Regions from separate parts of the Homo sapiens genome. Here regions 2 and 3 are each linked to region 1. The links are chromatin loops, found by intact Hi-C in ENCODE. Cell type or tissue: breast epithelium. All regions are shown on one strand. Links, peaks and the distances in the headings refer to the core of each region. The heading gives the core; the rest is flanking DNA. Region 1 overlaps PHAF1 (phagophore assembly factor 1). Region 2 holds the start of CES3 (carboxylesterase 3). Region 3 overlaps CES4A (carboxylesterase 4A).

What was found. A loop is a pair of places that touch in the nucleus more often than their neighbours do. Peaks named below come from ENCODE experiments on the same cell type or tissue, not always from the same donor. Only the 100,000 strongest peaks of a DNase experiment are listed, where the experiment ranks them.
Region 2: a loop joins it to region 1, with 2.4 times the contacts of the local background. A loop is called at or near these places in 104 of 110 quality-filtered maps.
Region 3: a loop joins it to region 1, with 2.9 times the contacts of the local background. A loop is called at or near these places in 6 of 110 quality-filtered maps.

The regions. Positions count from the first base shown.
Region 1 is chr16:67,139,157-67,149,236 of GRCh38, reverse strand. It overlaps PHAF1 (phagophore assembly factor 1), which reads right to left. Exons shown (of 16, transcript NM_025187.5): 9 at 9,120-9,253; 10 at 8,643-8,726; 11 at 4,861-4,943; 12 at 4,360-4,403; 13 at 3,818-3,861; 14 at 3,609-3,667; 15 at 2,887-2,959; 16 at 693-2,192. The coding sequence ends at 2,106. It overlaps B3GNT9 (UDP-GlcNAc:betaGal beta-1,3-N-acetylglucosaminyltransferase 9), which reads left to right. Exons shown (of 2, transcript NM_033309.3): 2 at 1-1,133. Among named protein-coding and RNA genes, the nearest start is that of B3GNT9, 6.8 kb to the left of the region's middle. In breast epithelium, for the core only: no CTCF peak of the experiment used is centred there; no DNase peak of the experiment used is centred there.
Region 2 is chr16:66,956,450-66,966,529 of GRCh38, reverse strand. CES3 (carboxylesterase 3) reads right to left here and starts at 5,264. Exons shown (of 13, transcript NM_024922.6): 1 at 5,141-5,264; 2 at 3,147-3,351; 3 at 2,901-3,039; 4 at 2,595-2,728; 5 at 2,020-2,173; 6 at 1,803-1,907; 7 at 185-286. The coding sequence starts at 5,222. RefSeq lists enhancers at 1,875-2,792, 5,073-5,282, 5,067-5,568, 5,373-5,622, 8,734-8,783 and 1 more. In breast epithelium, for the core only: a CTCF peak has its summit at 3,525; DNase peaks (open chromatin) are centred at 3,489, 4,329 and 6,587; H3K27ac peaks cover 1,494 bases.
Region 3 is chr16:66,993,098-67,001,097 of GRCh38, reverse strand. CES4A (carboxylesterase 4A) reads right to left here. Exons shown (of 14, transcript NM_001364782.1): 2 at 5,269-5,470; 3 at 319-460; 4 at 108-241. Among named protein-coding and RNA genes, the nearest start is that of CES4A, 8.5 kb to the right of the region's middle. RefSeq lists an enhancer at 1-92. In breast epithelium, for the core only: no CTCF peak of the experiment used is centred there; DNase peaks (open chromatin) are centred at 130, 357 and 4,547; H3K4me3 peaks cover 890 bases; H3K27ac peaks cover 1,697 bases.

The DNA of each region.
Region 1 (10,080 bases), core at 810-8,809:
TGGAGCCGGTTTCCCAGATTATTGCCGTGTATGTGGTTCTTCCCTGATCACCAGGTGCCTGTCTCCACAGGATCCCAGGGGATGGGGGTTAAGCTTGGCTCCTGGCGGTCCACCCTGCTGGAACCAGTTGAAACCCGTGTAATGGTGACCCTTTGAGCGAGCCAAGGCTGGGTGGTAGATGACCATCTCTTGTCCAACAGGTCCCAGAGCAGTGGATATGTCTGGTCCTCCTAGTAGCACAGAGGTGTGTTCTGGTGTGGTGGCAGGGACTTAGGGAATCCTACCACTCTGCTGGATTTGGAACCCCCTAGGCTGACGCGGACGTATGCAGAGGCTCTCAAGGCCAGGCCCCACAGGGAGGTGGAGGGGCTCCGGCCGCCACAGCCTGAATTCATGAACCTGGCAGGCACTTTGCCATAGCTCATCTGAAAACAGATATTATGCTTCCCACAACCTCTCCTGGGCCCAGGTGTGGCTGAGCACCAGGGATGGAGCCACACATAAGGGACAAATGAGTGCACGGTCCTACCTAGTCTTTCCTCACCTCCTGAACTCACACAACAATGCCAGTCTCCCACTGGAGGCTGTATCCCCTCAGAGGAGCCAAGGAATGTCTTCCCCTGAGATGCCACCACTATTAATTTCCCCATATGCTTCAACCACCCCCTTGCTCAAAAAACCAATACCCACACTTACCTTAATACAAACATCCCAGCAACAGCACATGGCAGGCCATTGCTGAGGGCACAGGTGCTTTATTGGAGAGGGGATGTGGGCAGGGGATAAGGAAGGTTCCCCCATTCCAGGAGGATGGGAACAGTCCTGGCTGCCCCTGACAGTGGGGATATGCAAGGGGCTCTGGCCAGGCCACAGTCCAAATGGGAAGACACCAGTCAGTCACAAAAGTCGGGAGCGCCACACAAACCTGGCTATAAGGCCCAGGAACCATATAGGAGCCTGAGACAGGTCCCCTGCACATTCATCATTAAACTATACAGGATGAGGCTGTACATGAGTTAATTACAAAAGAGTCATATTTACAAAAATCTGTACACACATTTGAAAAACTCACAAAATTGTCATCTATGTATCACAAGTTGCTAGACCAAAATATTAAAAATGGGATAAAATTATACATTTTTCTTCTCAGTTCTTTTCAAAAGGATTAATATTTTTAAAGCACATATATGCTACTTTCCATTAGCAAGACCCATGAAGGGACTGAGCAGCCCAGCCTTCCTTGAGCCCCCAGAGGCTTTGAGCCATGAAATGGCCCAGCCAGGGGCCAGTGCCCAGGGTTGGGGCAGAGAGCCAGCCCACAGTGCAGAACAGAATGCTGAAACACAACAAAAGTAGGAAGATGTCTTTGGCTAAAACTTTGGCATTAAATAAAAGAGGCAAACAGGATGGAAACATGCAGCCCTGCCAGCCAGGATGGGGCAGAGCAGGGGCACAGGCAATCTTGAAAGCTGACTCCAACAGGGGTGAGAACCAGGCCTGGGCATGTACCTGGATGGTAGAAAGCTGTGTTTCAACCAGTTTGGTGTGCCCAGGCAGGGAGCGCGTGCAAGAAAGGAACAGGGAAGGGCAGGTGGGCCACCCTGGCCACAGCCAGCTCATCAAGTAACTAAAGTGGATGTAGTGCAAATGTCGCAACCAAGTACTATGGACACGCTACCTGCTTGCCTTAAGGGTCATGTGGCAATGTGGAGCCAAAGGCAGGACCTTGTCCTTATCCTGGGTGCCTGTGTCCTCAGTCACAGAAAGAGCCCCAAGTCTTCCCAATGTGCATGGGACAAGGGTTGACCTCTCCTGCCTCCTTGTTAGTTGAGAGCTCCTGGGTCCAGGAATCAAGGCTCAAACTTTGTGCTTCTCTTTGCAGTCTGTGTCCCCTGCTGGCACCAGCAGGCCAAAGATGGACAGAAGAATATCTGGGCCACTCAGCCCATGGCAGAGCACCCAGCCTGAGCCCAACCTCAGAACATCACAACAGCCCTTCAGCACTGGCCAGGTGTCCAAGAAAACCCACAGGGTGGTACAGAGGCCCACTGAGCAGGATGTGATGCACAGTTCCACGGGACAGAGGGGCATGGGTGGTGGTGTCCCTAGGGGAGTTCCGCTGTTCTCAGGTGGCTACCAGGCCTGGGGGGGCCATACAGGGTCACCGAGGCAATGTGGTTGTTCTGCATGACCTGGTGTGAGAAGAGGACAGTGGGTCAAGGGGGAGAGGTAAAGGGATGTAGGCAGATCCTGTGCATGAGGGCTGGAGGTTGTGTGACATACCTGCACCTAATGGCTGGGTTTCCCGACTCCTCAACCTCCCCTGGTTCATGCTAAAGGCCCCCCTCTGCCTGAGATCTGCCTGTTTCTCAATGGTTACACACAGCCTTTACCATGGCCACGTGTCCAGTCCTTCTGGAACTGTTAAGTGTCTGCTGGAGATACTGCATCCACAGGGAAAACAAGGGCAGCTTGCTGTTCTCCCAAGTCAGCAGGGCCTCCAGAGCCACTCACTCCCCTACAATGCATTTGTTCACATGCCACTGGAGGGCCCCCAACACCCTCTGCTGGGCCCCACTTGCCCTGTGGTTCCCTTCCCTGCTATAATCATGTTGTCAGATAGAAACTTGGGATCCGTTACCTCCCATCTTGTTGGACACAGACCACTGCTTCGGCCTCTGTGACCCCAGATTTCTCAACATCATTTCTGAACCTTCATTGTTAAGTGTGGGGAGGCCAGGTATGCAGCAGACACGGTTGCTGAAGAAGGATGAATCTGCCCACTATGGCAGTGATGCCCTCCCCAATTTCCCTCCATCATTCACCTGGCCCTGCCATGACCAGCAACCCCCCAGGCAGTTTATTTCTAGGGCTTCCACAGCTTACCTCAAAGATCATTCGCTGAAGACCAAAGCAGAATGTGGAACCAAATGGGTTGGTGTTGTTTGGGGAGGAAGACCTGAGGCCAAAGAATTCAGAATTAGAGAGGCAGACAGAGGCCACGGCCTTAAAGCAAGGGATCCAGTCTTTTCTGGGGTATGGGATACTGGCCAGTAGTCTCTCATGGCTGTGAGTGTCTGTCTGTTTCCCACACAGGCCTGCAAGATCCTAGGGGTAGGGATGGTCTCACTCAACTCAGAATTATACATACAGAGCCCAACAGGACAAAAAAGTTACTGTGGAACTGGACTAGGGTGGCGAGGAGTCAAGAGGGCCCTCTTGAGTGAGAGAATCTCAGGCAGCATGGCAACCAGGAACGGGGCTGTGGACTTCAGCAGGCAGCAGCTCAAAGCTCAAAGGGAAAAAGAGCCCAGGCCAGCCAGCCAAGCCCTCCTTCCTTATTGAATAACTGAGGGTGAGAAGGCCCCCATACCTAGAGGTAGGCTTGGGAGAGGGGAGCTACCCCTGGGGACATTCTCTCTATCAAAGATGAACACACAGAACAGTTGACTCAGTCCTAATGTGCAGAGTGGGGCAGGAAGTATGCTTGTGGCAATATCAGAAACTTCTGTAATTTTTAAGCAACATCCACTGTGCCAGGCTTCCCTGGGCTTTCTGGGCTCTGAGGAGTCAGGTGGGGTGGCCGGGGACATCAAACTCCCACTCACCTGTGCAGGACAACAGGCTTCTCCACAGGGTGGCCCAGGAGCTCCTGGATGTTGTCCCACTGCAAGAGGGATAGAGGGGAGCAGGGGTTAGTAGGGACATGAACATGTCTGTGACCAATGGCTGGCCTAGAGGACACAGCCCCATACTGCCTGCAGGCTCATGTCCACCTCATTCTCAGGCTATGCCAGGTAGGAAGATAGGTGCTCACCTTGCTGTAGGTCGTGCATGTTTCTGTCTGACCATCTGCGTTTTCTGAAAAGAGAAGACAGTGGGGCAGATTTGTAGCTGGCCCAGCCTACCTGTGGCCCCAGCCCTAGGTAGGAACCAGACCTGGTGTCCCTTTGCACTGGGGTTGGAGTACATGGGGAGGATTAACAGGCTGTTTTGGAGTTCCAGGGTGGAAGAGGATGGAGGGGTGAAGGGAGGTCAGTCAGGTGTGAGCAACAACAATTGGCAGTGGGTGGCAGGCAACAAGGATGGGCTGGGGCCCCCTGGATGATCATCTGTAGATAAGAAACTCTCCCCTCCAGAGGCCGGCAATCCCACAGTCATAGGAAGAGGCCTCAAGGGCCTCTAGGAGACTCAGACCAAGAACACTGCAGCCCCCAGAACAATGAGCCCACCCCAGAGGAACTGAGGCCATGGGCAGAAGCTCCACACATCCAACCACTGCTTCGATCTTTCTCCCTTTTCATAGTGGAAAACAGACTCTAAAACCCCTCCCTTACCCTGAGAGCTTTCACTACTCACCTTTCTTTATGGCTAGTGGGATCTTGAACTCACAGCGATGATAACTAGAGAGAAGGCAAATGGGTAAAGGCTGGGCCTCCTAGAAGGCCTGGCCACTCCCATATTCCAACCCCACACCCCAGGAGAAACAGAACCAAACACACCTGCCCAAAGCCCTGGCTCTGAGTGCCTGACAGTGTTCACTGGGGGAGGCCAGATTTAGGCACGGAAGTCGAACAGAAAAGATCTTGGCCCTGGGTTCTGGAGAGCCTATTACCTTGGATAAGACATCAAGCTTTCTGAACTTATTTCCCTATTTGTAAAATGGGTTCAAACAGAGAGATGTAAGGCATTGGACCCTGTGCCAGGAACACAGCAAGCACTCAGGAAATTCACTTCCCATGAAACAGCAAGAATTCAGGTGTAGATAAATTAGTGAACACCCAAAGCCAAAAGCTCTTTCCTGGGGTTTTCAGCCCAAAACTCACTTCACAGAGGGGAGGTACAGACAGGTGTACTCACATGTTGAAATTATAATGCCCAGGGTAATTGGTGTGTAGAACAAACTTCTTCACTTTGTGTGTATTCGCATCAAAGAGGATGTCCTGGGATAGAAAACAAGGGTACTCAAGGAGGGAATGTTACTGAGGCAGGGCAGAGGCCTTTCCAAAGGCATGTCCAACTTGGGACATCCAGTGCACTCCACAGCAAGAATGCCTGCAGGCATCACCTTTCTTCCAGACAACAGTCCAGGGGACAGGCCAAGCAGCTTTTAGACATTTTCTTTCTTCTTTTTTGAGATGGAGTCTCACTCTGTCATGGAGGCTGGAGTGCAGTGGCACTGTGTCAGCTCACTGTAACCTCTGTCTCCTGGGTTCAAGCAATTCTCCTGCCTCAGCCTCCCGAGTAGCTGGGATTACAGGCGCCCACCACCACGCCTGGCTGTTTTTTTTTTAATTTATTTTTATTTTTAGTAGAGACGGGGTTTCACCATGTTGGCCAGCCTGGTCTCAAACTCCTGACCTCAGGTGATCCGCCCACCTCGGCCTCCCAAAGTGCTGGCATTACAGGTGTGAGCCACCGTGCCTGGCCCCATACCTTATCTTTTCTGTCATGTGTGTTACCTCTCAACACACTGTACTATCCATTTTAGCTCTTTGTCCTGCTAAGTGGCTTTCTTCCCTCTGAATATAAGCTCCGTGAGGGCAGGGTTGTCCGTCTGTGTTCTTCACTGCTGTATCCCGAACTCCTAGAGTAGTGCCTGGCACACAGTAGGTACTCAATAAAGATTTACTGAATAAAGGTGCTTTACAAACTTTCAAGGCAGGTTCCTCTTTACAGATGAGGAAACCAAGGCCCCAGGAGGTGCAGTAAGTCACCTAGCGTGGTGCCCAGATGGTAAGCAGCAGAGCCAAGAGAATCCGAGGATGCAGACTCAGGACTTTGGGAGGCCAAGGCAGGAGGATTCCTTGAGTTGAGAATACAGGTGCACACCACCACGCCCGGCTAATTTTTGTAATTTTAGTGGAGATGGGGGTTTCACCATATTGGTCAGGTTGGTCTCGAACTCCTGACCTCAGGTGATCCACCCACCTTGGCCTCCCAAAGTGCTGGGATTACAGGCGTGAGCCACCATGCTGGCCAAGTCACCTGGTTCTTGAGGGGCTGAAGGCCACTTGACTATTCTGAATTCCACAATCCATCAGACCCTCCTGGCTTCCATTACACCCTCTGTGGGAGTCAGCAACCCCAGGAACTGAAGTTCCAGCCTGACCTCTCTCTAGGACTTGGACCTGGATTTGATGCCACCCAGTGAACACTTCCCTCCTATCCCCTACCCTTTCCAGCTTCATATCCATCCAGCTGCTTGGGCCCGTGACCTCAGGGTAACCTCTGACTCTACCCCTGTACCCACAGCCAACTAAGTCCTACTGAGGCCAGTCCATTCTCTCCATCTTCCCTGTCACCTATTGATGGCAGCAATGGCCCATCTGGAGTGGCCGCTGCAAGGATGCCGACTGGAGCAGAGGAAGTGTGGCCGGGACCTCTGTTTTCCCATAGAACTATGCAGAGCCTATGGGAACTGGGAACAGGTGAGAGCCCTGGCCTCTACTAAGTTGGCAGGGCAGGAGCCCATGCTCCTGGGTGTAGCTGCAGCCTCCCAGCTGCAGCTCCAGACCCTGGCATCCCTGCACTCTCAGGGGCCCAGAAGGCCCCTTGCCCCGGCAGGCTTGAAAGTGCCTGCTCCCACTACCTAGCCTCTCCCCACTCCCGGTGCCTGCTCTGGGGAGGGGCAAAGTTGTGGCTGAGCCCAGGCGCTGTCACGACCTGGTTGGGAGTGCACGCACTCAGGGCAGCACTGACACACTAGCCCCCTGCCGCCTCGGCATGAACAGCATGGGCACCATGGATGGCACGCTGATGGTGGTAGGAAGCAGAAGGGCTCCTGGGCAGAAAGGGCTTGGTCTGAGGTGAAACCCCACCTTCAAGCCTGGGATGGCCTGAGGCCTGGGGGCCGGGCTGCCAGCTCTGGGTAGTCTGTGGGTGGAGTGAGAATTTATGGTGCTTTTTCCGGGCCTGCTCATGGACCAATCAGCATGCACTTCCTCCCTTCTGAGCCCATAAAAACCCTGGATTCAGCCAGACTTGGACAGATGTCAATACTACCAACTGTGGGAAGAAGCTACCCACTTCAGGACTCCTTGACTCCTCAGGATGACCTGCCTACAGAAAGAAGCTACCCACTATGGGTCTTCTCTCTGCTGAGAGCTGGATACTCGTCAGGATGACCTGCCTGCAGAAAGAGCTACCCACCATGGGTCTCCTCTGAACTGTTCTGTTGCCCAATAAAGCTCCTCTCCTTTTTGCTCACCCTCCAGCTGTCTGCATACCTCATTCTTCCTGGCCGCAGGACAAGAACTCGGGACCCACCGAATGGTGGGACTGAAAGAGGTGTAACACAAATAAGGCTGAAATGCCCTGCCCCGCTTTCCACATTGTGGGTGACAAGAAGAGAAGAGCTGCAGCCCTTCAGGAAGCCCAGACCTAGGAGCTCCCCGAGCCAGAGCTGTGACACCCTGTTTGGGGCTCTGTGTGGTTCTTGGTGTCCCCAAGCTTCCGGGTGCCACCGCATTCTCCTTGTCCAGACATGGGTGCCCGCAATGGAAGCCGCTTGCGGTACACGTGATCTAGCCTCACCCTTACGTGGAGCTGGTGCCTATGCTGGCGCCTGGAGCTGCCTGCCCCACCACAGCAGTCAGCATGCCTGGCTGGGCACAGTGGCCGGATGCCACATTCACTCGCTCACACACCCCTTGCCACTCCATGCCTGGCTTGCCCTTGGCAGGCATGGGATCCAGGCTGGTAGCATGAGCTAAGCGCAGCCTGCCAGGCTGAGTGAGCTGAATGAGCCCAGCGGGAGCAAGCAAAAATTGGGGCAAAGGTGCCACCGGCCAAAGTAGTTTCCAGCTGGAAAAGCAACACCCTAAGTTTCTTGAGATACTATCATCACTGGCCCTTGAACCAGAGGTCCAGCTGCAACAGCACTGTTCCCTCCTGCCGCCATCCTACTCTCAGGAGTTCATGACCGGACATCAGCTCCCCTACTACTCTTGGCTCCTGTGTTTGGTCTTTCCCACTTAGGCAGACTCAGTCTCTCCTCACTCCCTCTGTGAAATCTACTGTTTGCTACCTCAGGACCTCAGACCGTAGAAGGCTCAAAGGTTACAAGACCCATGGTCCAGGCCAGCCCTGCCCTCTTGAGATGTTTCCTGCTGAAACACTGTTTATACAATAATTTCTCATGTATGCAACTCACCCACCAGCTGGACTGTCCGCACTGGCCAGCTACCAGCTATATCCAGCTCCCTGGGTCCATAGCACAGGGATACAGCAATGCCTCTGGGGTGGTCCTCTAAAAATATACAAGCACACCCCACTGTCTCCAATCCTTTTCAGTCTCCATTTTGTGACTCAAGAAGAGGGTCCTATGCTTTACAAAAGGGCAGCTCTCCAAACAGCTTAATCTGAATGATTTCCAAGGCCTCCATCTGTGGAACATGTTTCCCTCAGAAAAGAAGTCAACAGGTACCAGGGAACCTAGTGTTCCTGAGCAATCCTGGTTGCAGGCAAGGTCTACTTTGGAGTACCAGAGCCTATGCAAAACAACCCTGGGCAAAGACAGCTGGGGCTAGGTTCCCCAATGTCCAGGCATGGTTCCAGCTGCATGTGGACACACAGATCTGCAAAGATGCACTGCCCACCCCAATAGAAATGAAGGGCTTCTCTGAGGAATCACAACTTACCACTCCAAGAGTGAAGTAGTTAAAAAAGTAGTCATTACACTTCGATGGAACTTGTTTATGAGGGGAAGGAGAATGAATTTTCATCTGTAGGGAAAAAATAACCATAAATTAAAATCCATCCCTCTAATATAGTTCTGGATTAACTGAAAGTCTACAAATTGTGTTCCATGTGTAACATTAAGCTGCGGAACAAGCAAGAGTGGGGAGTCTCAGCTGCTGGTGCTGACCAATCTAGGAGGAGAGGGGGCCAGCTGTCGTTGACTAGGGACTGTCTTGGTCTCTAAGGAAAGGTAGGCACTATGGAGAGGGACAGAGTCAGGGTAATTGGACTACAGGGGTTAGAAAACAGTTTTCAATTTACTTTACCATTAGCTTTACTTAGAACAAGTTCTATGGGAAAATAGCAAACAGTTTATACTCAATATTAAATTAGTGTTGATTAAAAAAAAGGAGGAGACTGCAACATAATTCCCCTACCTTGTCTTCTGATTTATAGAAGACTTTGTGTGGAGAGCCAAGCATGCTAAGAACATCTTGGCAGGAATCACCAAAATACACTGAACGTTCAAATACCCGCATCTTGGCATCTGCTAATAGGCCAGGTCCACAACCTGCAAAAAACAAGACAGAGAGGTTGTCAGGTTATGGTTAGGACCAGAGACCCTCTCTGGGGGCCCCAGAGAAGCTACTGGCTGCATGCTACATTATTAGGTCTGGCAAGGGGCAAGACTGCATGCAATCAGAAACATCAGGTCACCAGGGCTTAAGACTGTACAAGAGATCGCTATTCAAAATAATGCCAGGGACTTATTCAATCCCCCACATGTGACATGAAGCTCTGGATACTTCATTCACTTATTCATTCACTACTTTATTGCCTACCATGGGCTAGGACATTGTGCTAGATGTTGAAGAAACAAAAGTGAACAAAAACAGTGCAGTTTCTGGCCAGACGTGGTGGCTCACGCCTATAATCCCAGCACTTTGGGAGGCCAAGGCGGATGGGTTGTTTGAGCTCAGAGTTTGACACCAGCCTGGGCAACATGGTGATACTCCGTCTCTACAAAAACATACAAAAATTAGCTGGGCATGGTGGTGGGTGTCTGTAGTCCCATCTACTTGGAAGGGTGAGGTGGGAGGATCACTTGAGCCCAGGAGGCAGAGGTTGCAGTGAGCCAAGATCACACCACTGCACTCTAGCCTGGGTGACAGACTGAGACAGTCTCAAAAAAAAAAAAAAAAAAAAAAAAAGGCAGTGCTGTTTTTTCTCCATAAGCTCCATCACTGGAGCTTATGTGTGCTGGAGAAGACCTTAATCAGATCATCACACAACTATGGTAAGATGCAAGGATTTATGTTAAGAGGTACTTCTTGGCCGGGTGTGGTGGCTCTTGCCTATGATCCCAGCACTTTGGGAGGCCAAGCGGGGTGAACTGCT
Region 2 (10,080 bases), core at 1-8,000, 180 kb after region 1:
GACAGGCCTGCTGTGGGGATGGAGATGGCCCTCCATTTCTGTCTCCAAGCCCTCAGCCCCTTCCCCTCATGAGCTGCTGTCCCCAGCCCCACCTGGGGGTAGACTGCCCCTCTGCTCCTGCAGGGGATGGATAGAACCCCCTCTGTGCCATTGCCCGGCACCATCCCCAAAAGGGTGGCCATACCAGCTTCTTGCTAAGGACCAGCTCTTCTCCTTCTTTCTGCTGAAGGCACTGCACCATCTCAGCCGGGGAGCTGGAGCTGCAGGCCAAGGTGTTTGCGATTTTCTGGGGACAAATGAAAGAGTCATGCCTCCCTCTCAGCCACTCAGCCCCACCTTGCAGCCTTCTGCCTCCCACAGAGAGGGTGCATCTGTAGGACAGCTGGATGTGATGTCACAGATCGGCCTCGAGACTGGTCACAGACTTGTCACCACTCCTGAGAAGCCTGCCCTGCCCGTCAGCTTGGGTGGTCCCAAGGGCCCCCTTGCGTCCCCTATTATACCATAATTTTATTATCTGGGGGAATGGGGGCACTGAGTCCTCATTGCCCTCTAAGAATAGTGTCATTATCTTTTATTATTATTTTTTTGAGACAGACTCTCGCTCTGTCGCCCAGGCTGGAGTGCAGTGGCATGATCTTGGCTCACCGCAAGCTCTGCGTCCCGGGTTCACACCATTCTTCTGCCTCAGCCTCCTGAGTAGCTGGGACTACAGGCACCTGCCACCATGCCCGGCTAATTTTTTGTATTTTTAGTAGAGATGGGGTTTCACCATGTTAGCCAGGATCACCTTGATCTCCTGACTTTGTGATCCGCCAACCTCAGCCTTGAGCTGTGTTTTTCTTTGGACACAGGAGAGACAGGGAATGACCTCAAGTCTGTGGTTGAGAAAATCTCTCCTGGCCATGGGGAGAGGATGGGATGGGGAGGTTGAGAGGAGGATGCTGTTGTCCATACAAGAGTCAACATGCCCACGCAGAGGTTCCAGAATCATCTTGTACACAGTGGTTAAAATGCCCAGCCCACACTGCCTTGGCCACCATCTGGGGCCAGGTGAGGGAATTGACCCAGTCTTCCAAATCCTGCTCACATTTGCCCCCTCTCTCCCCGATGGCTCTATCCCTATTCCATCCTGTCTCTTTCTCCTGGACTCTGCCCTGGTCATTTCACTGGTGTCTTGATCTTCAGGACGGCTCCCTCCAACCCACCTTCTACTCCAGGTAGCTCAACCTTGTCATTGCCCAACTTCTTCCTGCCCTCTGGAGAAAGTCCAGATTCCCAGGCATGGCCCCCACTTCTCCAGCACCTTCACTTCCTGCCCTGTTCCCTAACCTGCGAGCTTGCTCCTGCAGGACCTGTCACTCTCTCCCACACCTGCAGCCTTTGCAGATGCAGTTCCCACTGTGGCTTCCCCTGGATTTTCTTCACAAGGCCTTACAATGAGGATCTAGGGTGGGGATCTGGAGCCTGAATGGAGAGCTCGCAGGCAGCAGGTGGCTGGCAATGGAGACCCCCTCCACCATGCTGCCTGGGGCAGAGAGGGGTGCTCCTGAAGACCCCACCCTGGAGAAAGGGCCAACAATGATATGCTTCAGGGTGGCTTCCTTCAGGAAGCCCTCCCTGAGTGCCAATATGCTGGAATGCAGCAGTTGTTTCCTCTGATGCTCCTTCGTCTTATTGGGCTTCTCTTTGCTAACAGGGAGCTCCCTGCCAGCAAACCCCGCTACTCTGAGACCCCAGGGCCAGCACAGAGTGGGGTATGGGAGGCACACATAGAGTAAGAGAGGGAAGGAAATACAGACCTGAGCTAGGGGCCAAGGGTGAGAGTCGATGATCCCTGGGGTGGTGATGACCCCACTCTGTGTGATGGCTCTGTGGAACAGCCCTGCAGCCACTGGGGACAGGACCTGGGTGCATTGGAGAGAGGAGGTGGCTGTCAGAGGAGGGCAGAGGAGCTGGGAGTTCTGAGACCACCGGAGCCCTCCTGGCCACCATCACTAGCCCCCTATAGTGACTTACCAGGCCAGAGATGATGCTCCCACCGGCAGATCCACCAAAGACAGTGACACAGTTGAGGTCACCCCCGAAGGGGGCGATGTTTTCTTGCACCCAGCGCAAAGCAGCTACCACATCTAGGAAGCCCTGGTTGCCAGGTGCATGCTCATCTCCAGTGCTGGGGGCAGTGTTGGGGCAACGGTTAGTTCAGCCTGGCTCCTCGCCAGCCTCTGCAGGTTTGCTTTGAATTAGCCACCAGGATGCCAGACCCTTCTCTGCTCCCCAGGTCTGGCCTGTCTGGGAGCCGTGGTTGGCATCTCCACAGCCTGTTGCTCTTTGTCCCATATCCTGCTGGAACCTGGGCTTCAGCCCAGGAATCAATGCCCTCTGCCCAAGGGACCAAGTTCACTGTATAATTCTGGCTTTGGCTGGACCCCTCTCCCAGGGTGGAGGCTTGGGGGGTGCCCTTCTCTGCCTCAGACATCATGGGTAAGGGGCCCTCCCTTCAGGTTCCGGACCCCAACCTAGATCCCCAGTTGCTCTGGTGAGCTGGCCTCTCCCCGGTGCAGGCAGTGCTCTGGCCATGCCTGTCGTCTCACCTGAAGAAGCCAAGGACCCCAAGGCGGTACTGGACTGTAACCACGACCACATCCCCATAGGCAGCCAGAGCTGATCCATCGTAGGAGGTGGCAGCGCCAGTTATCAGAGCGCCTCCATGGACCCATACCATGACCTGCAGAGGTGGCCATGGGGCACTGACCCCCAAGCTCCTGAGACCTTAGCTGCCCACCTGCCAGCCCAGGCAGTCTCAGGACCGCTAGGGTGCTTTGGAAACAGGGACGGGGAGGGGACAGGTAGGCATAGTGGAGCTGGATCAGGTGGACAGGGCCCTCTGGGGTGCCTACCGGCCTACCGGACCCTGCGGGGACCTCAGCTGGGCTATAGACGTTGAGGACCAGGCAGTCCTCTGAAACGGAGAAGATCTGCTGTTTTCCGTTGAGGACAAATCTGCTGCTGTTCATGCTCTCCACGTCTTGTAGGCACCTGTGGCCAAGGGTGGGCCTGAGGTCCAGCTGTTCAGCCCCACAAGCCCCAGCAGCAGGATTCTCCTGCAACCTGCCTGTTTGCCCGCCTCCACCAGCACTACTCACATTGGGGGCGCAGTGCTGGCATCCCGCACACCCTCCCAGGGCTGTGCTGGGTGTGGGGCTGAGAACCGGTCAGGGCCCAGTGGCGGCTGGGCAAATGGAATGCCCAGAAAGACATTCACAAGGCGGTCTGTGCCCTTCACGCCCACCTGCCGGCCTCGCACACGACCCAGGGTGGTGTCTACTTCAGGCTGAGCAACTTCGGGCCCTGAGGGAAGGACAGAAAGGCCACGGGGTGAGTTTGCAGCCCCCATGAGGGGAAGGAGTGAAAGACAAACCCTCAGGCTGTTCTCAGTACTTACCACACAGCATCTTGGTAACCTTCCCAGCAAGCCGGTGAGCCTGGTCTTAGGTTGACGCCCAACTTCCTCCTCCCTGCCTGCCTGAGAGTCACTACCACTCCACTCCAGGCCAGACCGGGCCTGCCACTAGGGCCTTGTGCCTTGGGGCCAGCCACTTGCCCATTTCTTTGTTTTTATTTTTTGTGTTTGAGACAGGGTCTAGCTCTGTTGACCAAGCTGGAGTGCAGTGGCACGATCTTGGCTCACTGCAACCTCTGACTCCCGAGTTCAAGCGACTCCAGGGCCTCAGCCTCCCAAGTAGCTGGGATTACAGGTGTGCACCACAACGCCTGGCTAATTTTTGTATTTTTAGTAGAGACGGGGTTTCATCATGTTGGCCAGGCTGGTCTCGAACTCCTGACCTCAAGTAATCCATCCACCTGGGGCTCCCAAAGTGCTGGCATTACAGGCATGAGCCATCATGCCCAGCCCTGAATTATTTTTTAAAAAGTAGAGATGGGGTCTCATTATGTTGCCCAGGCTGGTCTCAAACCCCTGGGCTCAAGCAATCCTTTCACCTCAGCCTCCCCAAGTGCTGGGACGACAGGTGTGAGCCATCATGCCCAGCTGGCACCATGTTTCTTGTACGGCCTGCAGAACTGTGGCCTAACTAAACTTCTTTTCTTTGTGAATTACCCAGCTTCCTGTATTCTTTTACAACAACACAAACAGACTAAGACTGGAGGACTGCCTCTCCCAGGCTAGACAATTCCTAGAGATAGGAGGCAGCTCTCTGGGGAGGTGGAATTGGCAGGCATCTCTCTAGGGAGCAAAGGCAAACCAGTCCAGAGCCATACCCAACCACCTCCTTTATACAGCTCTCAGCTCCTGGCTGCCATCCACCAGCCATAATCACCACAGAGCCGGGTACCAGGAAGCTGGCTGGGGACAGCCCCTTTCCCCAGAGCCTGCTGCCAATCGTAAACCTCTTTAGCCTGCCTTGCCTATTCCTTCCCGTGGCAACCGTGTCAAAGGGGCTTGCCCACATTTTCCCCCTGCTCCCTCTGCCTCCTGGCTGATGCCACCTGGTGCTTCCCTCTGTGGCCCTATGTGGCATGGCCTGCTTCCTGTTCACAGGGAACTACGAGCAAACTCCTTCCCTCATGATAGTCATTTGCATATCTGCTTGTCTTACTATACTTCATTAAAACAAATCTCAGGCCCCCTTAAGACATAAAGACAGGCCAGGTGCGGTGGCTCACGCCTGTAATCCCAGCACTTTGGGAGGCCGAGGCAGGTGGGTCACCTGAGGTCAGGAGTTTGAGACCAGCCTGGCCCACATGGTGAAACCCCATCTCTCCTAAAAATACAAAAATTAGCCGGCCATGGTGGCAGGTGCCTGTAATCCCAGCTACTCAGGAGGCTGAGGCAGGAGAATCGCTTGAATCCAGGAGGCGGAGGTTGCAGTGAGCCGAGATCGCGCCATTGCACTCCAGCCTGGGTAACAAGAGCAAAACTCTGTCTCAAACAACAACAACAAAAACAACGAAACAAATACAGCAAGAGCAGAGCGCCTGCCCAGAGAGAATGCACAACCCCTGGTCTGCCTCCAAACAGGACTGTTTCCTGAGCGGTCGGCCCACTGCTCCCTGTCCCTGTCTCACTCTTGACTCCTCCACACCAAGTACCTCTGCAGGCCCAGCAGGTGTGTCTTACCAGTGGCTGTGGCAGGGCATGCCAGGAGCAGACAGACCACCCCGACCAGGACCCCGGACTCCACTCTCACTGCTCTCTCCATTCTCCTTACAACTGGTTCGACAGAAGCTTCAGAAGGTGGAATAAGATCCCTGCCCTTCAGCACCACCGATCTCTAAAGGGCTGTGATATAGAACCTCCAAGGACAGCGCCACCTAGCTGGTGGCCAGCCCCATGCTCAGGCTGAGCCAGAGGCAGGGCTAGATGAGTGCCCTGCAGAGGCCTGGTTGATATGACAGCCCTCCCCGTCCCACTGTTTTCAAATTCCAGCTCTCCTGACTTGGTGATCTCCATGAAATCCTGTGCGTTCATCCCAAGGTGACCACATCACTGACCCTAGGAAGTGGTGGCCAGTGACCCTGGGGTGCCACTCCGAGTGGGCAACCCAGCCTGAGGTGAGGGCTTGATATGGTTTGGATGTTTTGTCCCCTCCAAATCTCATGTTAAAATGTGAAAGAAAATAAAACAGTGATGATAATAGGACCCACCTCATAGCATTGAAGTGAGGGTACATGTTTGCATGTGTGTGTGAGTGTGTGTGTGAAAACATGAGGCTTGGGACTGGGTGTGGTGGCTCATACCTGTAATCCCAGTGCTTTAGGAGGATGGGGCAGGAAGATCGCTTGAGCCCAGGAGTTTGAGACCAGCCTGGGCAACACAGGGAGACACGTCTCTAGAAAAAATAAAAAAAATTAGCCAGGTGTGATGGTGCATGCCTGTGGTCCCAGCTACTTGGGAGGCTGAGGTGAGAGGATCACTTGAGCCCAGGTTGTCGAGACTGCAGTGAGCTGTGATAATGCCACTGCACTCTAGGCTAGGCTATAGAGCAAGACAAAGAAAGAGAGAAAGAGAGAGAGAGAAGAAAGAAAGGAGAGAGAGAAAGAAGGAGAGAGAGAAAGGAGAGAGAGAAAGAAAAAGAGACAGAAAAAGAGAAAGAAACAAAAAGAGAAAAAAGAAAAATAGAGAGAGAAAGAAAGAGAGAGAGGGAGGGAGGGAGGGAGGGGAGGGGAGAGGAGGGGAGGGGCTTGGAACCAGAACTCATGGAAGCCTGAGGAGAGGAGAGTCTGGGAACCAGAACTGATGGAAGCCTGCTCTTGACCGGGGCGGGGATCTGCAGGGCATCTGTCTCTCTGCTGGCTTAGGAGGCTCCCACCCCCAGGGAGGGCAGGACTCACTTCTGGGCCTCAGTGTCAGGAACATGGCTGGCTGGGAGTAGGCGGTGGGAGGATGGATAGATATTTGCTGGCCCAGTGAAAGACAGAGTGAGGGTTGTGCCTAAACACGATGCCAGATCCTCTTCCGGGGCTCCAGCTGGCACCCAGAGCTGAAGAGACAGGCTTTAGGATGAAACTTCCCTTCTGCCAAAAATAACTAGTGCCAGCTGGGCATTGTGGCACAAGTCTGTAGTCCCAGCTACTCAGGCGGCTGAGGCAGGAGGATTGCTTCAGCCCAGGAGCTTGAGGCCAGCTTGGGCAACATAGCAAGACTCTCTCTCTAAAAAAAAATTCATAAAAAACCATTGCAGCTTCCTGAATCTTCCCCGGCAGCCTGGGGTGGGGTCTCCTTTTCAGAGCTGCCTCCAGACTTTGTCCTTCCCTATTCCACCTTCCTCTTCTTGTTGCCATCACAGCCCTGCCACCCCCCAGCCACACCCCCTTGATCATTTGCTGAAGATTTTAGCACCTGGCTCTGGCATGCTTTCCACCTTCAACACTCACATCAAGGCACCTGGATCTCTTCTCCGCCCACAATCTTACCTTCCATCTTCGGGTATAGATGCTGCCAGGAGAGCTCTCCATCTGCTCCCAAGGCCACGTTTCCCAACTCCCTGCAGCTAGGTCTGCCTTCCCTCCTAGCATTGTGGATGGGCCTACCAGGGCCAGGACTAGGGTGAGACAGGCCAGCAAGGCGCCCAGGGCATAAAAGTTAAAGAGTCACTCACCCCCGGGGTCATACCAGTAGAGGGTCGGCACCTGAGAATGAATGCCTTCTAAATTTTACACTTGCTTGTCTTGCTCTAGTCCCAGCTCTGGGACCTACCCATGGACACTAGACCCTGGTCCCCTCCCACGTCCCCAGGGCTGTCTCTTTGGTAGCAGCATCCCTCCCATCAGCTGCAAACACAGCTTCTGTGTAAATGCCACCATCAAAGCCTGCCTTGACCCACTTTGCCCTCTAGCTATTGCTCCATTCTTCTGTTTTTCCCCTTCCTTCCTTCCTTCCTCTTTCTTTCTCTTTCTTTCTTTCTCTCTTTCTTTTTCTTTCTTTTCTTTCTTTCTTTCTTTTTATTTCCTCTCTTTTCTTTGTCTCTCTTTCTTTTCTTTCTCTTTCTTCTTTCTTTCTTTCTTGCTTTCTTTCCCTCCCCCCCACTTCCTTCCTTCCTTCCTCTCTTTCTTTCTTCCTCTTCTTTTTTGTTTTTTTGGAGACAGGGTCTCACTCTGTCACCCAGGGTAGAGTATAGTGGCATGATCTTGGCTCACTGCAGCCTCAATCTCCTGGGTTTAAGTGATCCTCCCACCTTGGCCTCCCAAGTAGCTGCGACTACAGGTGCATGTGTGCCGTCATGCCTGGTTATTTTTTTACTTTTTGTATGTTTTTTGTAGAGATGGGATCTCCCTATGTTGACCAGGCTGGTCTCGAACTCCTGGGCTCAAGAAATCCTCCTCCCTCCACCTCCCAAAGTGCCAGGATTACAGGCGTGAGCCACCATGCCTGGCCCTTCTGTTCTTATTTCTAGGAAAGCTAGTCATCCACCTTTGCTGTCTCCAGTTTCTCTCCTTCCAGTCTCCACCAGAAGTTGCTCTCGACCTCCACCCAACAGCATGGCCTGTTGTTGATTCAATGTCTCCCATCCAACTCACTGTGGCCCCAGCCATCCTCCCAGCCTCCTGCCTTGGTAGATGCTAACTCTGCCCTTAATTCTCATGTCCTAATTAATACCTGGGTTGTGGGTGCTAAGAGGTCCCCAGCTCCTCCCAGCTCAGAGTCCAGTGACAAAGCTCCTTTACATTAACAGGTCAACTTCTTCCAAATCCCTGGGCTGCTGTCCATGACTACTGGGGGGAACATGCCCATGGATTCCACCATTTACTGTGCTATGGTTCAGAGGTCTTGGCATCGATGATGACTGAGGGAATCATAAAAATGTGAAATGAAGGGCAGGCATGGTGGCTCACACCTGTAATCCCAGCACTTTGGGAGGCTGAGGCAGAAGGATCACTTGAGCTCAGGAGTTCGAGACCAGCCTGGGTAACATAGTGAGACCCTATCTCTACAGATTTTTTTTTTTTTTTAATTCGCTAGGCTGGTGTTGCACGCCTTTAGTTGCAGCTACTTAGGAGGCTGAGGTGGGAGGATTGCCTGAGCCCAGGAAGTCAAGGCTGCAGTGAGCTATGATCGTGCCACTGCACTGCAGCCTGGGTAATAAAGGGAGACTCTGTCTCAAGAAAAAGAAGTGAAAGGAAAAGAAGAGTCATCTCGGGAGCACATTTCTCTGTGTGTGAGGAAATGTTACATATATAGTAAATATAGAGAGATAGAGACACAGAGAGAGAGATAGTCAAAAGCAGAGGCTAAAAGTCCAAGGAACCAATTGCAATGAGGTGCCACTAAACATGCATTTAAAAAAATCAGGGTCAGGTGTGATGGCTCACACCTGTAATCCTAGCAATTTGGGAGGCTCAGACAAGAGGATAGCTTGAGCCCAGGATTTTGAGATTAGCCTGGGCAACATAATGAGATCCCATCTCTACAGTTTTTTTTCTTTTCTTTTTTTTTTTTTTTTTTTTTGAGTCAGAGTCTCGCTCTGTTGCCAGGCTGGAGTGCAGTTGTGCAATCTCAGCTCACTGCAACCTCCACCTCGTGGGTTCAAGCAATTCTCCTGCCTCAGCCTCCAGAGTAGCTGGGACTACAGGTGCACACCACCACGCCCAGCTAATTTTTGTATTTTTAGTAGAGACAGGGTTTCACCATGTTGGCCAGGATGGTCTTGATCTCTTGACCTCGTGATCTGCCTGCCTCAGCCTCCCAAAGTGCTGGGATTACAGGCATGAACCACCACGCCTGGCTACAGAATTTTTAAAAATGCCTGTTTTGCTAGCTACTCAGGAGGCTGAAGTGGGAGGATTCCTTGAGCCCGGGAGTTCAAGTTTACAGCGAGCTATGATCATGCCACTGCACCCTAGCCTTGCTGACAGAGAGACCCTGACTCTATAAAAACGAAAACAAAAACCTGAAAAAATCAGATTTAAGGCCCATAAGACCAAGTTTTAGTGAAGATAGAAAGCATCTGGAACCCTCACAGATGGCTGGTAGGGTTGCAAAAATCATATAGTCATTTTGGAAAACAGTTTGGCATTTTATTTTTTTTAAAAAATCAGCCTAGGTGACAGAGCAAGACTCCGTCACACACACACACAAAATCTATGTATTTGTCGTGTAGTGTAGATATTTATTTATTTATGTATTTTGAGAGTCTTGCTCTGTCGCCCAGGTTGGAGTGCAGTGGTGCAATCTCAGCTCATTGCAACCTGTGCCTCCTAGGTTCAAGCAATTCCTGTGCCTCAGCCTCTGAAGAAGCTGGGATTACAGGCATGCGCCACCATGCCCGGCTAATCTTTGTATTTTTAGTAGAGACGGGGTTTTACCATGTTGGCCAGGCTGGTCTCAAACTCCTGACTTCAGGTGATCCATCTGCCTCGGCCTCCCAAAGTGCTAGGATTACAGGCGTGAGCCACTGCGCCCAGCCTAGTGTAGATCTTTAAATAGGGGGCGTTTTCTTTAAAAGTGAAACACACCCTTGCCATATGACCCAGAATGGCATTATATGGTGAGTGTCCAATCTCAGCTATCTACCCCAAAGAAATGAAAGGTTTGTCTGAAAATGTTCACAGCAGCTTTAT
Region 3 (8,000 bases), core at 1-8,000, 150 kb after region 1:
GCGGCCCCACCCCCCCCATCCCCGCCCCAGGCCCCGCCCCTCCCTTCCCACCCAGTCCCCGCCGCTCTGGCCACAGCTGCGGTCCCAAAGGGTACCGGCCCCGCCACCTCAGGAAGCCGAAGATGCCGAGCCTGTGCTGCAGAAACACCAGCACCACTTTCTCGCGGGCGGCCAAGTCAGAGCCCTCGTACGAAGAAGCAGCGCCCACGATGAAGGCGCCTCCCGGGAACCAGACCATCACCTGGACGAAGAAGGCCGGGATCTGAGCGGGGCGGTGGGCGGCGGTGGGACCGCGGGCGCGGGAGACCTGGCACTCACTGGCAGCTGGGGATCCCCGGGCGCGCGCGCCGGCGCGTACACGTTCAGGTACAGACAGTCCTCGCTGAAGCGCAGCCACTTGTACCGTTCCCGCGTGCTGACGTACATCGAGGCCAGCTGGCCCCAGGACTCCTGCAGGCACCTGCGGGCACCAGGTAGCGGCGGCGGCCGCGGGGAGATCGTTTCAATCCAGGGTCCGCAGTGAGAAGACGGAACCCAAAGCAAAATCCAGGCAGCGTCTGTGCGCGTGCGTGTGCGTGCGCATGTGCGTGCGTGTGCGTGTACAGGAGGCCTCCGCCAGCCCCGGGGCCCAGGACTGGGAGGCAGGTTGGCCTCTCAGGAACCATCCCCTCCCTGCCCGGCGCCTCAGTCCGTGGAGAGATTCCTGCTCCTGTTGGTGCTGTCAAGGCAGGAACCTGCCTGCCCTGGGCACCTCCCTGTCTTTCATGCCCCACCCTCCCCTCAGTCTCCCTTCTGCCTCCCAAACAGCTCTGGAATATGGTCCCTCCCCTCCATCCCCATCTCTGGGGAGATGTCAAGGCCACCACCGTCTCTGGTCTGGACAGTACCCCAGCCTCTTCACACTCCTCCTACTCCTCGGCCACACTCTGGCGGACTATGTCACTCCTCTTCTTCATATCTTCCCTAATATGTACAACTATGATATATCAATAAAAACAAACAAATCAACAAAAATCTTCCCTGGCTCTCCACTGCCCTCAGGATAAAGTTAAGATACGCGGAGTACCCAGGCCCTCCTTTCCATCCAGTCATCTCTGTCCCAGCCACCCTTTGCTGTAGATACATGTGGCCCCTTGCCTCCCACCTCCAAGCCCGTGGGCCTCAGTCCTCTCAAGCAAATGCCTTCTGCCCTGCCCAGCAAACTCCTATTCGTGTTTAAGGCCCAGCTTAAGTGGTGTCTCCTCTCCTGGTCACTTCCTCTTCTGTGCCTCCCGACATCCTGTCCACTTATTTTTTTGAGACAGAGTCTTGCTCTGTTGCCCAGGCTGGAGTGTAGTGGCACGATCTTGGCTCACTGCTACCTCTGCCTCTAGGTTCAAGCAATTCTCCTACCTCAATCTTGCAAGTAGCTGGGACTACAGGCACGCGCCATCACACCCAGCTAATTTTTGTATTTTTAGTAGAGTCGGGGTTTCACCATGTTGGCCAGGCTGGTCTCGAACTCCTGGCCTTAAGTGATCTGCCCACCTCGGCCTCCCAAAGTGCTGGGATTATAGGCATGAGCCACCATGCCTGGCCTCCTGTCCGCTGTTGACCATGTCCTGGTTGGAGTTATTTCAGTTGGCTGTTTTTCTCCCCAAGTGACCATGCACTTCCCAAAGGCAGGAATAGAGGTAGATTCATCTGAGTACTGGCACCCAGCCCAGTGCCTTATACTGTGTGGATATTTGGGGTATTTTTGTAGCATGGGCTCTCCGGCCACCTCACCTTTTCTCCTTGCTGGCCCAACCCCTAGGTGGCTATTCTCATAACAGCTGGGCCTGGACCATTTGATTGGGCGCAGGACACCCTGTTTGCCTCGCCTGTTCCTCTGCTCCCTTCTGCTCTTGTCCTAGCCTAGCCTGTTCCCAGAGCATCACCTGCTCCCTTTCACCAGTCCTTCCCTACAGCATTCCAACACTCCTTTGGCAGCAGCTAATGTGGTATTAGAATGCTGTCTAGTAAACCACACCTAGCACCTCACCAGGAAAGCCAGGGCTCTGATAGCTGGGAACTGGGATTATGAACAGCCAAGGCTTCTGTGCCCATCCCACCATCAGAGCCATCCTGCCATGGTCACCAGTGACATCCATCTTGCTAAATCTCTGTCATTATCTTACTTGCCCTGACAGCCCTCAACATGGTTGACCATATTATATTCCCCTTTGCTCTATCTCCTCTCTTTTTTTTTTTTGTTTGAGATGGAGTCTCGCTCTGTCGGCCAGGCTGGAGTGCAGTGGCACCATCTTGGCTGACTGCAACCTCTGCCTCCTGGGTTCAGGTGGGAGATATCAGCTCACTGCCTCAGCCTCCTGAGGCACATGCCACGACACCTAGCTAATTTTTGTATTTTTAGAAGAGACGGGGTTTCGCCATGTTGGTCAGGCTGGTCTCGAACTCCTGACCTCGTGATCCACCCGCCTCTTCCTCCCAAAGTGCTGGGATTACAGGCATGAGCCACGGTGCCCAGCCTCCTCTCTTTCTTTAGAGACAGGGTCACCCAGGCAGCAATGCAGTGACATGATCATAGTTCACTGCAGCCTTGACCTCCTGGGCTCAAGTGATCCTTAACCTCCCAAGTAGCTAGGACTACAAGCACGCACCATCACACCGGATAATTTTTAATTTTTTTGTAGAGACAGGGTCTCACTATGTTGCCCAGGTTGGTATGGAACTCCTAGCCTCAAGGGATCCTCCCACCTCAGCCTCCCAAGGTGTTGGGATTACAGGTGAGAGCCACCTCGCCCGGCCAGATTATCTTTCTCGAACAGCTTTCCTTCTCTGGGCTTCTGTAACACCCCGTGCTCCTGATATTCCTGCCACCTCATTGGTGGTTCCTCCTTCTCTCCAGGCCTAAGCATGAGAGTGCCCAGTCCTCGACCCTCAGTTTTTGTTTTTTTTTCTGACCATCCTTTCTCCCATCATCCAGGCCCAGGGGCTTCACACCACTGATGTGCTGATGATCAGTTTGCCTTCTGTCTTCTCTCTCCAGCCACCTTACCGCCCCTCCACGTGGAACATCTGTCAGCACGTCAAATTTAATAGGCCCCAAAAGGAACTGTGTGTGTGTGTGTGTGTGTGTGTGTGTGTGTGTGTGTGTGTGTGTGTGTTTTAGATAGGGTCTCACTCTGTCTCTCAGGCTAAGTGTGAGTGGCACGATCATAACCTCCCAAGCCCAAGCAATCCTCTTACTTCAGCCTCCCAAGTAGCTAGGACCACGGCACTGCGCCCAGCTAATTTTTTAAATTTCTTGTAGAGACAGGGTCTCACTACATTGCTCAAGCTGGTCTCAAACTCCTGAGCTCAAGTGATTTCCTGCCTCGGCCTCCCAAAGTGCTGGAATTACAGGCATGAGCCACTGCTCCTGGCTCAAAATGAATTCCTATTTTGCCCAAACTTGCTCTTGCTCCAGTTTTCCTCATTTTGATAAATGGTACCCCTATTTCCTTGTCTACTGTGGCCAAAAACTAGTCATTATCAGTGATTCCTCTTCTTTCCTTGTGGCTTATATCCAATTCTCCAGCAAATCCTGCCAATTTTACTTTCAAAATAAATTTGGAGTCTGATACCTTCCTTCCACCTCCCCCGTAACTACCCAGGCAGAAACTACTATCTTTGAAACATCCTCCTCTCCCGCTGCCCACCCCAACCACCACCCCATGGGCTATTCTGAGCAATCCACAAATTCTTACACCTGACACTCCGTTTCCAAACAGCCATTGTTTTGACAGCTCATGGTCAGTTTCTAACAACTGATGCCCAGACTTCTATACAGTGAACACTCTAACCTCTAAATCCCTGATCTCCAGGGTTCTAACAGTGGCCATCCCATGTTCTGTCACCTGATCTTTGGGATTCTAAATAAGTCACAGAATGTTCAGGATAACTGGGATCTTATCGGTGACAGCCAATGTTCTGACAAGGAACGTTCTGGTATTTTAGTAACTGCTAGTCATGTTCTAACAGTGGACAACCTGCTTTTATTTTTTTTTTTGAGACAGGGTCTCACTCTGTGGCTCAGGCTGGAGTGCAGTCAGTGGTGCACTCATGGCTTACTACAACCATGATCCCTTGGGCTTTGATCAAGTGAGCCTCCCACCCCAGCCTTTAGAGTAACTGGGACCACAGGTGCTCACCACCACCCCCAGATATTTTTTTAAAATTTTCTGTAGATATGGGGTCTTGCCATGCTGCCCAGGCTGGTCTTGAACTCCTGGGTTCAAGCAGTCCTCCTGCCTTGGCCTATCAAAATTCTGGTATTACAAGTGTGAGCCACTGTGCCCAGCCAACAACCTGTTTTTAACAGCTAGACACCTGGGGTGGTATTTGTATCTTTTTATATCAGCTGATACCCAGGTTCTCAGACATTTTTCTAAACCCTGTGCTTTAACCAACTGATGCTGAGCATTGTTAATGATTGCCACAGAATGTTCTGGACAGTGGATTACTCAATAGTCTGAATAAACAGTAAATACACTTGTTCTGGGTAAATCGCCAAGCCCAGTGCTTCAAAGGGCAGTCATTGTTCTAATTATGCTTCTGTGACTCAGGGCTCAGCCCCCAGAGAGAGGGAAGAGCTCCGGACTGGGTCAGGGGGGTGATGTGAGAGTGAACACTGCCCCTCAGACACATTTAGGAAAACGCAGCTCCCCAGCAGGTGCTGGAGCACGGTCGGTGACAGCCTCCCCCTTGCCTGGAGCTCTCCTCTAAGAAACCAACAACAAGTCTAGGCGCAGTGGCTCATGCCTGTAATCTCAGCACTTTGGGAGGCCGAGGCATGTGGATCACGAGGTCAAGAGATCGAGACCATCCTGGCCAACATAATGAAACCCTGTCTCTACTAAAAATACAAAAATTAGGTGTGCATGGTGGCACGTACCTGTAGCCCCAGATACTCAGAGGCTGAGGCAGGAGACTCGCTTGAACCCGGGAGGCGGAGGTTGCAGTGAGCCGAGATCGTGCCACTGCACTCCAGCCTGGCGACAGAGCGAGACTCCATCTAAAAAAAACAAAAACAAAAACAAAAACCAACAGCAGCATTGTCAGTGATGTAAACACCATCAGGACCAGTTTGCTCATGATACGGGTCTGAAAACTGAGGCCCAGAATGGGCCCCAGGCCTGCCTGTGATCACACAGTGAGTTCTTCTCAGTGAGCTGTGCAAAGCCCCACCCAGATGCAGGCATAGGCCCATTGCCCCCTCCCAGTGGACAGGCCTCTGACTCTTACCCAGGCGGGTAGGTGGTAGCATCTCTGATTCCTTTCCAGGGCTCCGGGGGTTCTGGAGGTGCAAACCTGAGGATACCTAGAGGAGGTCTGGAGAAGGGGACTCCTAAAAAGACTTGGATGGGTGTCTTCCCCACATGCATCTGTTTTCCTTGCAGGGTTCCATATTTGGTGACCACTTGAGGCCTCTTGGTGTGCAAGGCACCTGGGAAGAGAAGGGAAAAGGGTCACCTCTGCTCAGTCACCCAGCCACAAATGGGACCCTGGCTCAGCCACTCAGCCACAAATGGGACCAAGGCACCTGGAAAGAGAGGGGAAAAGGGTCACCCCTGCGCAGCCACTCAGCCACAAATGGGACCCTGGCCCATCTGTCATGGGAAGCAGTGGCTGCTTTTCATAACAATTGATCATAACCATTGTGTGTCTGTCCACTTCTTCTTGTGCTTCTCTCAGAATTTTTTCTCTCCTTTAACGTTTCGTTTATTTATTTATATTTATTTATTTATTTATTTATTTATTTTTTGAGATGGAGTCTTGCTCTGTCGCCCAGGCTGGAGTGCAGTGGCGCAATCTCGGCTCACTGCAAGCTCCGCCTCCCAGATTCACGCCATTCTCCTGCCTCAACCTCCAGAGCAGCTGGGACCACAGGCGCCCGCCACCACACCCGGCTAATTTTTGTATTTTTAGTAGAGGCGGTGTTTCACCATGCTAGCCAGGATGGTCTCGATCTCCTGACCTCGTGATCTGCCCGCCTTGGCCTCCCAAAGTGCTGGGATTACAGGTGTGAGCCACCACGCCCGGCCCTCATTTATTTATTTATTTATTTATTTAGATGGGGTCTTTCTCTATCGCCCAGGCTGGAGTGCAATAGCCCAATCTTGGCTCACTGCAACCTCCACCTTCCAGGTTCAAGTGATTCTCCTGCTCCAGCCTCCTGAGTAGCTGGGACTACAGACACACAGCACCGCGCCTGGCTAATTTTTTTTTTTTTTTGAGATGGAGTTTCGCTGTTTTTGCCCAGGCTGGAGTACAATGGCGTGATCTCGGCTCACCGCAACCTCTGCCTCCCGGGTTCAAGCCATTCTCCTGCCTCGGCCTCCCGAGTAGCTGGAATTATAGGCATGCACCACCATGCCTGGCTAATTTTGTATTTTTAGTAGAGATGGGGTTTCACCGTACTAGCCAGGATGGTCTCTATCTCCTGACCTCGTGATCCGCCCGCCTTGGCCTCCCAAAGTGCTGGGATTATAGGCATGAGCCACCGTGCCCGACCTCATTTAACATTTCAAATCCCTATCAGTAAGCATATAAAAGTTCATGTCGGCTGCGCGCGGTGGCTCACGCCTGTAATCCCAGCACTTCAGGAGGCCAAGGTGGGTGGATCACGAGGTCAGGAATGGTGAAACCCCGTCTCTACTAAAAATACAAAAATTAGCTGGGCGTGGTGACACACACCTGTAATACTGCTACTCAGGAGGCTGAGGCAGGAGAATTGCTTGAACCCAGGAGCGGAGGTTGCAGTGAGCCGAGATCGCGCCACTGCACTCCAGCCTGGGCAACAGAGTGAGACTCCATCTCAAAAAATAAATAAATAAATAAATAAATAAATAAATAAAAATTTATGTCTATTATATGGGCTATTTCTCTGCGTCATTTAATGGCAATAAATGCATTATTCATTTTGATTTCTGTTTGTCTGATATTAATATAGCTACACCTCTGTCCTTTTTTTGAGATGGAGTCTTGCTCTGTCGCCCAGGCTGGAGTGCAGTGGCACGATCTCGGCTCACTGCAAGCCCCACCTCCCAGGTTCATGCCATTCTCCTGCCTCAGCCTCCCGAGTAGCTGGGACTACAGGCACCCGCCACCATGCCCGGCTAATTTTTTGTATTTTTAGTAGAGACACGGTTTCACCATGTTAGCCAGAATGGTCTTGATCTCCTGAACTTGTGATCTGCCCGCCTCAGCCTCCCAAACTGCTGGGATTACAGGCATGAGCCACCGCGCCCGGCCTACGCCTCTGTTCTTGTTGTTAACATTAGCCCAGCATGTTTCTAGGAAGAAATCATACACGCATATATGCATTCTTACTCATATGCATACTCGCATCTAATACTCACATGTACATGCTAATTTATGATATAGGTACATGTGAGCACAGCTCATCTACAAAGGAACATGCAGAAAAAGGCCAGGCGCAGTGGCTCACGCCTATAATCCCAGCACTTTGGGAGGCCGAGGTGGGCAGATCACTTGAGGTCAGGAGTTCGAGACCAGCCTGGCCAACATGGTGAAACCCCTGTCTCTACTAAAAATACAAAAATTAGCCAGGCGTGGTGGCGGGCACCTGTAATCCCAGCTACTCGGGAGGCTGAGGCAGGAGAATCGCTTGAACCCGGGAGGCGGAGGTTGCAGTGAGCCGAGATTTTGCCACTGCACTCCAGCCTGGGTGACAAAGTGAGACTCCGTCTCAAAACAGACAAACAAACACTCCAAGAAACATGCAGAAACAGAAGAGTAAAATGCATGTCCATATACATACATACATATGCGTACAAGTGCAGTTGTACATAGGTGACAACAAATCTATCTACAGCATACTTATTACACGCACACACAAGCACACATACACAATGCAAGCAAACTTACACCATAGCCAGCTCTTGGCATAGATATGAAATAGGCCAAGTTGAATCCGACTTCCCGTGGATACTCTTTTCTTCCTCTTCCAGGCT